2 separate regions of the Homo sapiens genome follow, and region 2 is linked to region 1. A link is a loop called in an ENCODE intact Hi-C map of the cell type or tissue named here. Cell type or tissue: transverse colon. All regions are shown on one strand. Links, peaks and the distances in the headings refer to the core of each region. The heading gives the core; the rest is flanking DNA.

Region 1 (8,341 bases), core at 313-8,312:
TGAGGGGAAAGGGCCTGACAAGTGTGTAGGGGGGTAATTGAGCAGAGGATGATAAGACAATTGATGGACTGGTTGGAAAACTTAACAGGGAGAAGCGCTGTGACAGCAGCGATGTGGCTCCATAACTGAGTGCAACAGAGCAGCACCGACATCGCGGATAGTCTACTTGTCACAGTCTGTTCTCTGGAGGCATCCACAGAACCAGATAACTGAGGTGAGGCTAAGACCTCTGGCCATGCCAAACAAGTGGACCACAGGAGCCTCTGGGGCAGACAGCAGCAACATCTACCAGTAGGAAACCCAGAGACTGGACTAGATATACATCTCAAAAGACATTCCATAGCACTCACCCAGAAATCAGCTGTCCTGCTGTGGAAAGCACACCAAAAAGAGACGGAGGCAAGGTAGAACTCCTCTACCAATACAAAATAGCTAAAAACTTTCTCCTACTTTCAGTTGCCATCTTGGTAAGGAGGCAATAGAAAAAATGTCTTCAAGAAATATTTACAGCACAGAGACTGACTTACTACATAGAAAGAAGAGGGATATATTCACAATTAGCAGTTTAGGTCAACCTCTATACTTCTGTTGGGTGAGGATACTTGAGGAAGATGATCATAGAAAAATAAAGATGTGTCCATTCATTCATTTATTAATTCACTCTTTAGCCTTTGTAAATTTGGTATAATTTAGCCTTTGTAAGTTTGGTAAATTTGAAATGCTCTGGCACAGGCTTGTATGTGGCCTTTGGATTATATATATATATATATTTATATATATGTATATATATTTATATATTTATATATATTTATATATATATTTATATATATATTTATATATTTATATATATTTATATATATATTTATTTATATATTTATATATTTATTTATATATTTATATATTTATATATTTATATATATATTTATATATATTTTTTATTTTTATTTTTTGCAGATCAAAATAGCAGTACCCTTTTACATTTTTCTGAGGGTATCCAGATAGTTTTGTCTATTAGCCACTAATTGGAAAACAAGCCTGCTCTAAGATAAGAATCAGTGAAGTCTTGTGAAGGGGAGCTAAGATAAAGGTATTTTGTGTGCTGCCTTGCATGGCATGAATTGGACCTTCAACTCTTTAGAGAGAGGAGAGGCAAAGTAAGGTGGCAGTTCACAAAGAAGACCTAAAAATGGGGCCTCTTTGCTCGGCAAGTAAGAGTGGAGTAGATTCTGAAGAACCAAGGTAAGTTGGGAATGGTGATGAGGGTGTGTTTGACATCAGAAACCAAGACTGGTGACCCCATACAGCGGGGAGTAGGGTCCACAGGGCTGGACTGGTGGGAGACTACAGAACACAAGGAACATTTGGTTCTCTGGGTGCCTGGTGTGAGCCTGGGATATGGAAATGCACCAGAAACAATGCTTTTTTTAGGGAGATTTTCAATTTTGTGAGTAATCTACAAATTTAATATTTGTACCTTCTATTCTATTGATTAATCCCCCATGATAAACTTGTGGTTCATGTGCTTGCGAGCAGAGAGCTCCAAGATAACCTGGTAGATTTTATTTTCCCAGCTCAGCTTGGTCATGCAAATTGAAATGTAAAAATCTCTTTTGAAAAGCAACGCATTTAAAATGTCCATAACCTTAGAAAATAGTTTCAATTCAAAATATTAAACCGTTGATACGTCATTACCACTGAGCAGCCCAAAGAAATCCTGACAGATGCACCATTTGAATCCATAAGAACTAAATATTAGACTGCCTAGGACTCATGGGTCTACTTTTTGAAATCCACCTTATGGTTACAATACAAATTGAGATGAAAGATGATAATATCTAGGTTATAACATTATTAATAATACAGAAAAAAATGGAATGGAAACAATCTATTAGGTCATACACACATACATATCCACTATTTACATATACAGTATATATTTGCATGTTAATATATGTGTGTATACATATATATGTGTATGTATTTATATGTACATTTATGCATATTTGAAAATATACATTTTCACATACAGGCATGTAACATGTATATGTATGTATATGGTATTTTTGTGTGTATCTATATCCATCTCTATATATGTTGCATGTATGGACACATAGAGGCCAGAAAAAAATATATCAGAATGTTAATAATAAGCTGGAATTATGACTAATTTTTGTTTTTGTTATACTTGTCTTTTTAAAATCTCAATTAAAATATTAAGCAAGCAATAACTTTATAATATAAACAATAACAACAAAGGTGATTTCTTAAATGCAGAATATCATGGTAGAGGTTTTTTTCAATTCACAGTTGTATCAACAGTGTAAATGTGGGAAACAAATATACCAGCAAACTCAGATCCAAAACTGAACCATTCATAGTGAGCAGCATAGCCTGGAATATGTCTCAACCTTTTTATCTCCTAACCCAAAGCACATCATTGTGCTGATAAAGTCAAGACATTATGAATATCAAGGAGTGAAGCAGTGAGGGCTAGGAGCCATAAATAGAAAGGGAGAAGAGAACAATCACCAAACTCTGACTGTGTGCTCTCACCGCATTGCATAGGAGAGTTCCATTTGTCCACTTGTTCTATCCTTACAAATACCGGGGAAACAGACATTTTCCATAAGAGGGCCCTGGTGCTCAGAGTGGAGCAATAAAGTGTCCAAGGTCATGCCGCACAGTAACTGGCAGAGATTTTTCTTTTTTTTCTTTCTCTTTTTGTTTTGAGACAGAGTCTCGCTCCGTTGCCCAGGCTGGAGTGCTGTGGCATGATCTCGGCCTGGGTTCAAGTGATTCTCCTGCCTCAGCCTCCCGAGTAGCTGGTACTAGAGACGTGTGCCACCACTCTTGGCTAATTTTTGTATTTTTAGTAGAGACAGGGTTTCACTATGTTGGCCAGGCTGGTCAAACTCCTGACCTCGTGATCCTCCCGCCTCGGCCTCCCAAAGCGTTGAGATTACCGGTGTGAGCCACCGCGCCCCGGCGAGGTTTTTCTTTTGTTCCATTTAACTTGGGACAGTAAAGAGAGGGAATAGTAGACATGCTTCCTGTTTTGGTGCAATGGGAGAGAATTTACACCAATTGTGTGCATTAGCTTTTCTTCTCTTTTAACGTCCTTGGAATCATTTGTCTCCTTCTCTGATTCCAAAACTCTGTTCTGTCTAAAAAAAAAAAAAAAAAAGTTAGAATATAATGCATTGATGTTCTAACACATTTATGTATGAATTTTTACTCATCTGAGAATGAAATAAGAAAAATGCATTTATTGTAGAAAATAATTTTCTATGCTTGGCATGCGACTTATTGAGTCCAGTTAAATTTTAACTGAGACATACATGTGAAATAAATGTATATCTTTTAAAATCAGTTTTCCTCTTGATCTGATTAAATTATTTATTAAATATCTAATGGTTAGCAACTTGGATACTCAAAAGATTCACTTATTTTAAGCTCTAAAATTTATCTGCCTGGATTTTATTTTGAATACCTTGTTTTTTCTAATGCCATTTCCCTAATATCAACGCTGAACTAAAACTAAAGATAGCAAGGGGGTAAGAACTCAGAATAGCAGGAACTGAGAAGATCAGTGTAATCAGCAAATTAGGGCTATGTACAAATCATGCATTTGGCATCTTGGGAGCAGCAAGGGCCACGCCATGTGGAGAAGAGAACACTCAACGTTGATCACTTTGATTAGCATTAACATTGATCGCATAATTCAGTTACCTCCAGGATGTTTCATGTTGCTAATAAATAAAAGATGACACTCTTTAAGAATGATGGCTTCTATAGTACCGTGGCCAGAGACGGCTGAAATGTGGGGTGGAGGTTTTATTTATTTCACCTGCATTTTTGTTGTTGTTTTTAATGCTGCTATGGCTAGGAAACCCAGATAGAGCTGTTTCTCAAAAAAGGGAAGCAATACTGTAGCTGATGTTCTCAGGGAGATTTATGCAGCAACCAGCTTCACCTTCAGACCCAACTCCTCCTCTTTTCCTGGGCTTTCTTCTCCTATTTGACTGGGCTCCTCCAGCAAACCAATGTCCTGATTTTTGCCTGTTCTAGGTCATCTTGGACAGCGTTTCATACTCCATACCTTTGTAGACTTCCTCCTCCTCATAGCAAATGCAACCCTCATCCACAGTACTTTATAGGTTCTAATTGCTTGTTATACACAATATATACCAGAATCTCTTTTTCTCCCTGTCTTTATCTCTTCTTTCTCTCTCCATAAGGTTCAAAGGCCTTAAGAAATGTTTCCAAGTTCCTAAGTCACAAGGATTTGTCACAAGGTCAAATTGTCTGCTGCCTTAAACCTTTCTCTTTATACTACACCTTACTATTCTAACTCCTTTACTTTCTCATTTTCATGAACTAACTAGCATTACAGTGGTCATAGTTGATAAACATTACAAAGAAGCACAAAACCTCAGTACTAAAAGTCAATATCTAGCAGGCTAATCTGATAGCAATCGAGTGAGTAAATAGAGCTTTCAGAATCCATGCCAAGGTAGCCGGGTGCGGTGCTCGCACCTGTAATCCCAGCTCTTTGGGAGGTCGAGCGGGGTGGATCACTTGAGGTCAGGAGTTTGAGACCAGCCTGGCCAACATGGGGAAACTCCATCTCTACTAAAAATACAAAAATGAGCTGGGTGTGATGGCAGGCTCCTGTATTCTCAGCTACTCGGGAGGCTGAGGCAGGAGAATCACCTGAACCCAGGAGGCAGAGGTTTCAGTGAGCCGAGATTGTGCCACTGCACTTCAGCCTGGGCAACAGAATGAGACTCCGTCTTAAAAAAAAAAAAAAAAAAAAGGTAGAAGAATCCAGACCAAGTTCAGGTTCCTTGGATACTCTAGTGAGGAGGAGCTCATTTCTTCTACTTCCATCTTTCTATTATCTTTTAAATTAGCTTTTGGTAGCAAGTTGAAATTTATTCCCAGAAACTTCTACTTTTTGATTCTAGCTCTGGGTATGAAGTCAAATAATAATATTAACTAACATATACATTGCTTACCTAAGTCTGTGTTCATTCCAAATACTTTAAGCACATAAACATTAAGGTAGTCTACTGAAAGGTTGCAATAAGTTCATTTTAAGATGGAGAATCTGAGGCTACAGAGAGGTAGTTGCTGAGAAGTAGTGAGCTAAATTTACAACCGAGTATATCTCCTTAGCTGACACACTTAGCCAACAATCACCACTGTCTTGTGGCCACTTTTAACGTGCTAGACCTAACAGAAACCTACTTAAAAAACTTTTAAGTTTGGAGTACACATACAGGTTTGTTATGTAGGTAAACTTGTGTCATGGGGATTTGTTGTACAGATTATTTTGTCACCCAGGTATTAAGCCTAGTACCCATTAGTTACTTTTTCCTGATCCTCTCTCTCCTCCCACACTTCACCCTCTGATAGTCTCCAATGTCTGTTGTTCCCCTTTTTGTGTCCACGTGTTCTTATCATTTACCCCCCATTTATAAATGTGAACATGCAGTATTTGGTTTTCTGTTCCTAAGTTAGTTTGCTAAGAATACTGGCCTCCAGCTCCATCCATGTTTCTGCAAAGAACATGATTTCTTGTTTTTCATGGCTGCATAGTGTGTATGTTCCACATTTTCTTTACCTACTCTACCACTGATGGACATTTAGGTTGATTTCATGTCTTTGCTAATGTGAATAGTGCTGCAATGAGCATATGCGTGCCTGTGTCTGTATGACAGAAGAATTTATATTCTTTAGGTATATACCCAGTAATAGGAGTGCTGGGTCGAATGGTACTTCTCTTATTAGGCCTTTGAGGAACCATTTTCCACAATGGTTGAATTAATTTACACTCCCACTGACAGTGTATAAGCATTCCTTTTTCTCTGCAACCTTGACAGCGTCTGTTATTTTTTGACTTTTTAATAATCACCATTCTGACTGATGTTAGATGGTATCTCATTGTGGATTTGATTTACATTTCTCTAGTGATCAGTGATGCTGAGCTTTTTTTCCATATGCTGTTGGCCACATGTATGTCTTCTTTTGAAAAGTGTCTGTTCATATCCTTTGCCCACTATTTAATGGGTTACCTAATTTTTTTTATAAATTTGTTTAAATTCCTTATAGTTGCTGGATATTAGACCTTTGTCAGATGCAATTTGCAAAAAAATTCTCTCATTCTGCAGGTTGTCTGTTTACTCTGTTGCTAGTTTCTATTGCTGTGCAGAAAGTCTTTAGTTTAATCAGATCCCATTTGTCAATTCTTGCTTTTGTTGCAATTATTTTGGCATCTTTTTCATGAAATCTTTGCCTGTTCCTATGTCCAGAATGCTATTGCCTAGATTGTCTTCCAGAATCTTTATGGGTTTGGGTTTTACATTTAAGTCTTTAATCCATCTTTAGTTAATTTTTGTATATGGTGTAAGGAAGGGGTCCAGCTTTAATGTTCTGCATATGGCTAGCCAGTTATCCCAGCAAATTTATGGAATAGGGAATCCTTTCTCCATTGCTTGTTTTTATCAACTTTGTTGAAGATAAGATGGTCGTAGGTGTGTAGTCTTATTTCTGCATTCTCTATCATGTTCCATTTGTGTCTGTTTTTCTATCAGTACCATGCTGTTTTGTTAACTGTAGCCTTGTATTAGAGTTTGAAGTTGGGCAGAGACTTTGAATTTTATCCTGAGATTTTTTTTTTCATCTATTGTGATGATCACGTATTTTTAGTTCTGTTCATGTGTTGAATCACATGTATTGATTTTCATATATGTTGAACCAACCTTGCATCCCAGGGATAAAGTGTACTTACATGATGATGATGGACTAGCTTTTTGGATTTTTGGTGTGCTGCTGGATTCAGTTTGCTAATATTTTGTCGATAAATTTGTGTCTATGTTTATCAAGGATATTGGCTTAAAGTGTGCTTTTTTGTTGTCTTGCCAGGTTTTGATATCAGTATGATGCTCGTTTCATAGAATTATTAAGGGATGAATCCTTTCTCAATTTTGTGGGAGTAATTTCAGTAAGAATGATATGAGCTATTCTTTATACATCTGATAGAATTAGACTGTGAATCCGTCTGGTTGTGGACTTTTTCTGGTTGGTAGGTTTTTGCTACTGATTCAATTTAGGAACTCATTATTGGTCTATTCAGGAATTCAATTTCTCCTTGGTTTCATCTTGAAAGTTTGTATATTTCCAGGAATTTTTTCCATTTCTTCTATGTTTTCTAGTTTGTATGCATAGAGGTATGCATGGTAGTCTTTAAGTGAGGTTTTTTTGTATTTCTGTGGGATCATTGGTAATGTCCCCTTTGTCATTTCTAATTTTGTGTTTATTTAGATCTTCTCTCTTTCCTTTATCATTCTAGCTAGCGGTCCATCAATCTTATTTACATTTTCCAAAAACTAACTACTGGATTCATTGATTTTTTTTAAAATTTCCATAGTTTTTAGGGAGCAAGTTGTGTTTGGTTGCCTAGAAAAGTTCTTTAGTAGTGATTTCTGAGATTTTGGTGGACCTTTCACCTGAGCAGTGTACACTGTACCCAATGTGTAGCCTATTATCCCTCAACCCCTCTCACCCTTCCCCCTGAGTCCCCAAAGTCCATTATATTATTCTTATGCCTTTGAGTTCTCATAGCTTGGCTACAACTTATAAGTAAGAATATATGATGTTTGGTTTTCCATTCCTGAGTTACTTCACTTAGAATAATCATCTCCAACTCCATCCAGGTTGATGCAAATGTCACTATTTCATTTTTTTTAATGACTGAATAGTATTCTATGATATACTTCACATTTTCCTTGTGCACTCATTGGTTTATGGGCATTTAGGGTGGTTTCATATTTTTGCAATTGTGGATTGTGCTGCTATAAACATGCGTGTGCAAGTGTCTTTTCATATAATGACCTCTTTTCCTCTGGGTAGATACTCAGTTGTGGGATTGCTGGGTAAAATGGTAAATCTACTTTTAATTCTTTAAGGAATCTTCTTACCGTTTTCCATAGTGGTTGTATTAGTTTACATTCCCACCAGCAGTGTAAAAGTGTTCCCTTTCACCACATCCATGCCAGCATGTATTATTTTTTGATTTTTTTAAATTATGGCCATTCTTCCAGGAGTAAAGTGGTATCTCTTTGTGGTTTTGATTTGCATTTCCTTGTTAAATAGTGATGTTGAGCAGTGTTTCACATGTTGTTGGCCATTTGGATATCTTATTTTGAGAATTGTCTATTTATGTCCTTTGCCCACTTTTTGATGGGATTATTTCTTTCTTGCTTGCTGATTTGTTTGAGTTCCTCATAGATTCTGGATATTAGTCCTTTGTTGAATGCATAGTTTGTAAAGATTTTCT
Region 2 (8,341 bases), core at 241-8,240, 75 kb before region 1:
TTTCTCATTTAGGAGTCTGAATTATTATGCTCTTAGTAGCTACATTTTGTGGATAAGTCGGTAGCTCCAGACTCAGCGATGTTGCTTACATAACTGGTTCCTAAGCTGTCTATGCATATATAGGTATTTATTTCATTTTGGTAAATGTTGGTCAGGTATTGTTATAAGTGCTGTTGATGAATACATCAGGAAACAAGATGTGCAAATTCTTCTTCCTGGTGGAGCTTGCGTTATGTAAGAGGGAGTCAGATAAAACAACTGAAGTAAATAACAAAACATGATAATTTCAGAAAATGATAAGGGATGTGACGAACTTAAAAAAGACTGGCAGGATAGAGAATGATGACATGAAGAAGGCACTCTGGATTGGGTGGACAGGAGAGACCTCTTGGATGGGGTGGTATTTGAGCTGGTACCTTAGTGTCGTGAAGGAACCAGGTCATTGAAAACTCGGCAAGTGAATCCCTTCTGATACAATGAAAAGCTCCTGAGCTGGGGAATTAGTTTATTTAGAGGGAGAAAAAAGCCCATTGAGTTTGTGGTCTGCCTTGGTCACCAGGGAACAGTGTAGGACACCTGGACAGAGTCAGAAAGATGACATAACATAGTTGAAAAACTCTTATTTCATCCCATTGCTGCATGGTGGCAAGGAAGAAAAATAAAACCTTGAAGGTCAGGCGCAGTGGCTCACGCCTGTAATCCCAGCACTTCGGGAGGCCAAGGCGGGCGGATCATCTGAGGTTGGGAGTTCGAGACCAGTCTGACCAACATGGAGAAACCCAGTCTCTACTAAAAATACATAATTAGCTAGGCATGGTGGTGCATGCCTGTAATCCCCGCTACTCAGGAAGGCTGAGGCAGGAGAATCGCTTGAACCCGGGAGGCGGAGGTTGCAGTGAGCTGAGATCGCACCACTGCACTCCAGCCTGGGCAACAAGAGCGAAACTCGGTCTCAAAAAAATAAAAAATAAAACCATGAATGTGAGAGGAGTATCCAAGAAATTGAGAGAAGGACTTTGAGAAGGGCTGAGTAATAAGTGAGGATCTAAAGAGAGACAAGGGTGTCCTTTGATGGTGTGGGTGTGAAGGAGATGGCTTGAAAAGACTTTTGAGGAAAACAAGCTTCTATGGTGGCCTGAGCCATACACGGAAAGAATTAGTTATATTAGATAGTAAAGTCTGTTTATGATCAGCACTTATTAATACTTAGAGGCCTGGCAATAGGTAAGGGCGGTAAGATGGCCTGGAATTTAGTTTAAATTTAGTTTAAATATGCATACATATTTAAACAGTGATTAACTATAGCCATGAATTAAAATCACCTGATGCTGAAAACGACCGCTGCCTGAACCGCATTCCAGATGAATTAAATTGGTATCTGTGGATAGTTGGGCCTAGGGTGATATGCGTAGTTCTGATGCGCACAATACTCCCAGCTGAGAATCATTACCCTAGAGCAGGTGTTAGCAACATTGACTGCACATTAGAATCACTTGGTTAAGCATCAAAAAATAACCCATGCCCAGGCCTCAACTTTGATCAGTTAAATCAGAATCTCTGGGGGAAGGGGACCTGAACCTTGGTATTTAAAAAACAAACAAACAAAAACACCGCCCCCCCCACCCCACCCTTGCCAGAGTTTCTCAGGTGATTCTAATGTGCTGCTAGGGAGAAACCCTGCCTGGGGCTGCCAAGATAGATGAAACAAGGTCTCTGTCTTCCGAGTTTACACTGTAATAGGAAAGACGTGAATAAATGCAGGGCAGTGAGCCACTCTTTGTAACATTAAAAATAAAAAGTGGAGGAGCATTAGAGGAGAGAGGGAGTTATTTTGTAACTGAGGGATGGAGCAGGGTGGCCAACTCATCCAGGCTTGTTGGGAATTTTTCTGGTTTTAGAACTGAAATTGTAAGTTCTAGGAAACCTCTCAGTCTCATGCAAACCAGAGTGATTGGTCACTCTAGTTGGTGGTATGAGTTTCTGATGGGAGTTTTGAATGGTAAAGGGCCTACCAAGTGGGCTGTATGGAAGTGCAGGGGAAGGTCGAGATGGATCCATTTCAGGCAGCGACGACGACTTGCAAAAAGGTCTGCATGGATCAGGGCTTGGAAGCACAAGGAGCTTAGTTCTCTGGTGTGAAGGCTGTGAAGTGGGGTCGGAAGATGAGTCTGGAGAGGTAGCTCTAGGTCATGAATGGACTTTCTTATATGTCCGGAAGCTTTGTGTTTCATCCTGAGGGCATCATGGGAGTCATTGATAATGTTGAAGCAGGTGGTAGGAGAACATAGTTGTGCTCTTCCCTGAATTTGGCTGTTCATTTTAAAAAGATCCCTGGAGGAGGCTCTGGGGTCAGATGCTTATTTCCTTCCAGCACCATGGACTCATTCTGGGACCAACTCATTTAACCCCTCTCTATATGCCAGACTCATTAGGGAAACACAGGGGTCACAGTTTTCCCAGGGCAACATTCAGATGAAAGCAGTTTTTATCTCTTGTGAGAATTCTTTGGATGAAACAGCTTAGGAAGTTGCCCAGTATTCAGACATCAGATTTTGTGAGGCTCTGAAGCCCATCTGGGCTTTGCCACACAACCCTAACAAGTTCATCAAGTTGAGTCTCGCGACAGCAACTCTAAAGAACAGAGCTTGTCCTCTAACCCAGATGATGTGGAGATTAATGAAGTTTAGTTTGAAAGAGTTTTGCACTCTTGGAGGGAATTTCTCACATAGATGTTTCTGCTATTGTAGAAATAATAGTGGCATCACAGCCAAATAAAACATAACTAATTTTCCCAAGTCAGTGTGTTTCCTTGCTGGAAAAGACCACACCAATGACAATCCCATTTTAATAGTTGAAGTATTCTGATGCAACATTAACCTTTGGTGGATTATAACATTTTGATATCACTATTTCATCAACATTTTTCTAATCCCTCTCCATACACTAATCCATTTAATTGAATGGGTCTTAGATAACATTTCATGTTAACTTTTACCTCATCTTCCTCACTCTCCCCTAATTTTAAAAGAAACAAAGAAACAGCCTACCGAGTCTGATATGGTTTAGCTGTGTAACTATCCAAATCTCATCTTGAATTGTTGTTCCCATAATCCCCATGTGTGGTGGAAGGGGCCCAGCTGGAGGTAATTGAATCATGGGGGTCAGGTTTTTCCTGTGCTGTTCTCGCGATGGTGAATAAGTCTCAAGAGATCTGATGGTTTTATAAAGGGCAGTTCCCCCACACACGCTCTTTTCCCTGCTTCCAGGGAAGGTGTGCCTTTGCTCCTCCTTCGCATTCTGCCATGATTATGAGGCTTCCCCAGCCATGTGAAACCGTGAGTCCATTAAAACTCTTTTTCTTTACAAATCATCCAGTCTTGGGCATGTCTTTATTAGCAGTGTGAGAATGAGTCAATGCAGAGTCCTTAGTTCACAACATCACAAAGAACAAAAAGAGGAATAATAAAAATAAGTAAACAATAAAAATAAACCACAAACATTAGTCCCTGAAAGTGATGTATCTACATAAAGTATGTGGAATGTGTCAGTATGGGAGATTTGCCTCTTCTCTCCCATTTATTCATTTAGTCAACCATTTACTTACATTAATTTGGACACCTGGATATTCATTTTATACTTTGGATTATAATCCAATACTATATTATTTATTTTCTTGCCCAGAATATTCCATATTGTTCAATGAGGGAGCTTTTTCAGTTGCTTCTTGTGTGCCTTTGACCTGCTCCATTCTTTTGTTTTTTGAATCCTTACTTACTGGCCTAACAAGGTGTTCCAGGCACATTTGTATATTCCCTGTGCCAGCCCTAGAATTAGCCCACTTCTTAAGCTGGAGAAGGGCATTAGAAAACAAAATCAGGGTGCTGGCATGTCACCTTTGTTTTTGAGAGTTGTCCTTAGGCTGAAAATATGACAATTTTGTCTGTATCTGGAATGCTGAGTTACTGTTAACTCTGCTTTGCAAATTTTACTGAAAGCAAATTCTCTTTAGCTTTTTGGATGCATGCAGTACCATCCTTAAATTCAGCTATAAAACTTACACACTGTTTTCAGGAGCTACCAGTCATGTGTTTGAGATTTGATTTTGACTTTGTAGTTCTTCGTCCTATTCTTCATGTTCTGGTGGATTTTCCAGAGTTTCCTATGTATGCCTTGCTCTGTTTTTGGTTTGTCCTATAAGCCACTCGGCACTTCCTTCTCACACCTGAGCTTAGTGAAGATAATAGCTAAGGGAGGCCTTGGCCCGCTATGATGTCCCAGTACCTAAAGTACTATTTGGCATAGAGTGAGCACTCAATACCTATTTGTCAAGTGAAGGAATTAATGAATACATTCTGATAATAGGATTTATGCAAGATACTATTGATCAGCAATAGCTTAACATGATATTCTTTTGAGGTCTAAATTGGTGAAAACCGCAGATGAGATCCATGGTGATACTATGTTAAAGTGATGACAGCTGTCTGGGTTGATTAATCCCACCAATCGTGCAGTCACCTAATCACCTTAGAAGACCTTTGGGTTAGAGGGGACATTAAAAGTCTTTAAGCCCATTATTGTATCTTCTCCATCTGATGCTCAGCTTTTCTGTGATTTAGAACGATTGATTCTTCACCTAAGGTGCTGAACACAGTCCGAGGAAGGTGGTGTCAGTGGAAGGAGCCAGGAGGTTTTATGGCACGGTGGGCAGAGAGAGGGACACATTTTTGTCTTGTGATGAATCATCAAGAAAAATGGACTGAAGTGAACATTTATTAAATGCCTAATATGAGCCAGACACTGTGATAGGTCACATTCTCCTCTTCCTCCTTTTTGCATTCTTTTTCTTCTTTTCGCTCCCCTTCCTCTTTTCCTTTCCCTTCCCCTCCTTTTTCTCTGCTTTTCCATATAACCATTTATCCATTGACCCTGCTCTTCTCTCCATCGCCTCTCTCCATCACCTGTTTTTCATTATCCAGTTTAATAATACTATGTGAGCTTCCTACTCCCTGTCTAGCTTGTAAGAAACTTGGCAATTATCACTCTGTCCTAACAACAAATAGAAAGCTGAACAAGCCAAACAATAAAAAATTATTCTTAAAAATTATCAGAGAAGTCAGGTCACAGGGCAATCATTGTTCCCCAAAATTGGAGAGACAGACAGATGAACACAGAAAGTCACAACTTACCAGAGCAGGAACCTCTTTGGGAACCAGAGCCAAATAAAGAAAATCTGAACCATAATGGAGAAATTGCTGGAGGCTCAGAGTGCAAGTGCCTGAGGGGTTCTTCCTGCCCACTGCACAAATAAAGATCATGGCATTGCAGTAAAGAAAGTTTAATTGACACAAAGGCGGCTGTGCCACATGGAAGACGGAATTATTACTCAAATCAGTCACATCTTAGGTTGGTAGATTAGTTTTCCAAAGGCAGTTTGGGGAAGGGGTGGAGGTGGCCAGCTAATGGGTGCTTGCTGCTGATTGTTTGGGGTGGAGATAAAATTGTAGGAGGCTGAAGCTGTCCTCTTGAGCTGAATCACTCCTGGATGGGGTTACAGGAGTGGTAGAGCCAACAGTCCAGGTGGAGCTATGGGGGTCAGACATGCAGAAAACCTGAAAAGACATCTCAAAAGGCCAGTCTCCAATAGTGAAGCTGCTTCTTTCACAAGAGAGACCAGTCCACAGCTTACGACTTCAGGCTTCTCTCCTTCCCCTGGTCAGATGGTCTCTCATTAGTTTACAAAGGTGGTTGAGTTTTGGGGAAGGGCTATTATCATTTAAACTATGACCTAAATGTCTTCCAAACTTATCTCTGCACAAAAGCCCAGGAATAATTAAGGGAAAGGAAAGATGGGGTGTGGGTTAGATCAGATCTCTTTTACTGCCATAATTTTCTCACTGATATAATCTTTGCAAAGGCAGTTTCAAGAGTAAACAAGCCTGGGAGTAAAAAACTCCAGGGGACCCACTCGCACTCATGGCCCACAGTTATCTGCACTTAACCTTCAAGGGCTAAACCAGGTTCTCATAGTGAATATCAGAGAAAAATCCTCTCATGTTTCCAGCAGAGGAAGGGAAAATGTAGTCATTTTGAAATACACTAGAGCACTTGATTCTTCTTAACAAGGCCTGTCATTAAAAAAAACTGTTTTACCAGAGCCTAAACTATTGGAGTTTTATAGAGCCTAACTGACCTGGGGGAATGGAGATACTCAACTCCAGCCCACTCTAGGTATCCTGTCTTAAGAGCTTAGTGTGGGACTAAGAAGCACATGCAAAAATGTCCAGAGGTACAGATTCATCAAAAGACTAAGATCTGATCATAGGACTATATAATGCATTTGCTGCCCACCACACTGCTAAAGGCATATTTACCACAATTCCCTTTACCCAGTGTATCGTATCCAACTAGAAAGAAAACAATTGCAAGACATACTTAAAACCACAATATAAAGAGAAGGAGCAAACATTAGAGCCAGACTCAGGTATGGCAGAGGTGTTGGTATACTGTGTGAGGTACCAGACATCAACCCATTTACATCCTATGTAATCCTTACAACCTCAGGAACTAAGTATGATTTTAGTCATTTTACGGATAAAACATCTGAGGCTCTGAGAGGTTAAGTAAACTGTTAAAGGTCCCACAGCTTCTAAGGGCAGGTATAGAGGTCATCAAGACACACACCATGTGGTCCAGGGAAAGCCTTTGTAATGATGCTTACCTGCTACAGTTGTGCCTTCCAGTATGGAAGCCACTAGACATTGGTGGCTATTTAAATGTAAATTAATTAAAATTAAGGTTAAATTAATTATAATTAAATTAATTTTATTTCCTCATTTGCATGAGCCAGGATTCATGAGCTCAATGGCTGGTTGGGCTAGTAGTGATTATATTAGACTGAGCAGATATAGAATAGTTCCACTACTGCAGAAATGTCTATTGGGTAGTGCTATTTAGAGTATTAATTAGTAGACCAGGAAACAACCTCCTTCACACCCAAGTTGAAAAGCACTTGGGCTGCAGATCAACTTCTATTTGTTACTTTCTTCCCACATTTAAGTCAAAGTTCCTGGCTCAACATCTTCTCTTATTAGTATAACTGGACACCCCCCAGAGGAAGATGTACATATTACCAGTAATTGACATGGTCTCCCACTGGTGGCCAGGTAGTGCCTTCCTGTTTAAGCAAAAAGCAGCTGATGCAGGTTTCTCTCTCTCTTCCTTCAGCAACAACTTAGAGTGGATGCATTCTGCTTTTTTATTCTTGTCTCGAAATTTATTTTTGTTAGTTTTGCAATATTGTAGCTTATCCAATTTACGTCTGCCCTTCAAAGGCTTATATTCTTATTTTTTCTCTGTAGTCTCTAATTTGATCTGGGACTAATGTCAAATCTTTTTTCTACAGCTCTGGTACATACTTCTTATAAACAGACATCACCCCCATTTGAAAATTGAGACAAGAGTGTGCCTTCTTGGATAATGTAGATAAAGGTTGCTTTTGTAATTGTTAGACTCAAAGTTGTTTTTTTTTTTTTTTTTTTTTTTAATACAGAGTCTCACTCTGTTGCCCAGGCTGGAGTGCAGTGGTGTGATCTTGACTCACTGCAACCTCCACCTCCTGGTTCGAGCGATTCTCCTGCCTCAGCCTCCTGTGTAGCTGGGATTACAAGCTTGTACCACCATGCTTGGAAAATTGTTGTGTTGTTAGTAGAGATGGGGTTTCATCATGTTGGCCAGGCTGGTTTCAAACTCTTGACCTCAAGTGATCCACCTGTCTCGGTCTCCCAAAGTGCTGGGATTACAGGCATGAGCCACCGCACCCAGCCACAAAGCTATCTTTTAAGAAGATGCTCAGTTCCTGAGTAAGAGCTTGTGTAAACCTGGGGGTTATTGAGACAGCCAATGGAACTCTCAACTCCTCTCTGACTTTCTAAATAAAAGCCTTTCACAACACAGCTGTCCCTTTGGGAGAGTAAGTAGAGGGAGGGAAAAAAACCATATATGGGGTTTGTGTGTGTGGTCGTGTCTCCAAGAAACAGATAGGGAGCAACAGGCTGTGTGCCTTGCTCTCGATTTGCTGTTATTCTTGCTTTTTTTTTTTTTTTTTTTGAGACCGAGTCTCACCCTGTCGCCCAGGCTGGAGTGCAGTCGAGCCATCTCGGCTCACCGCAACCTGTGCCTCCTGGGTTCAAGCGATTCTCCTGCCTGGCTCACCGCAACCTGTGTCTCCCGGGTTCAAGCGATTCTCCTGCCTCAGCCTCCTGAGTAACTGGGATTACAGGCGTGCGCCACCATGCCTGGCTAATTTTTTGTATCTTTAGTAGAGATGGGATTTCACCATGTT

The links. Peaks named below come from ENCODE experiments on the same cell type or tissue, not always from the same donor. Only the 100,000 strongest peaks of a DNase experiment are listed, where the experiment ranks them.
Region 2: a loop joins it to region 1, with 12 times the contacts of the local background. A loop is called at or near these places in 1 of 110 quality-filtered maps.

Annotation. Positions count from the first base shown.
Region 1 is chr4:23,198,486-23,206,826 of GRCh38, forward strand. All of the region lies in intron 13 of LOC105374524 (a long non-coding RNA gene), which reads left to right. Among named protein-coding and RNA genes, the nearest start is that of PPARGC1A-AS1, 570 kb to the right of the region's middle. In transverse colon, for the core only: no CTCF peak of the experiment used is centred there; a DNase peak (open chromatin) is centred at 4,536; H3K27ac peaks cover 417 bases.
Region 2 is chr4:23,123,912-23,132,252 of GRCh38, forward strand. The region is part of intron 12 of LOC105374524 (a long non-coding RNA gene); the gene reads left to right. Among named protein-coding and RNA genes, the nearest start is that of ADGRA3, 610 kb to the left of the region's middle. In transverse colon, for the core only: no CTCF peak of the experiment used is centred there; no DNase peak of the experiment used is centred there.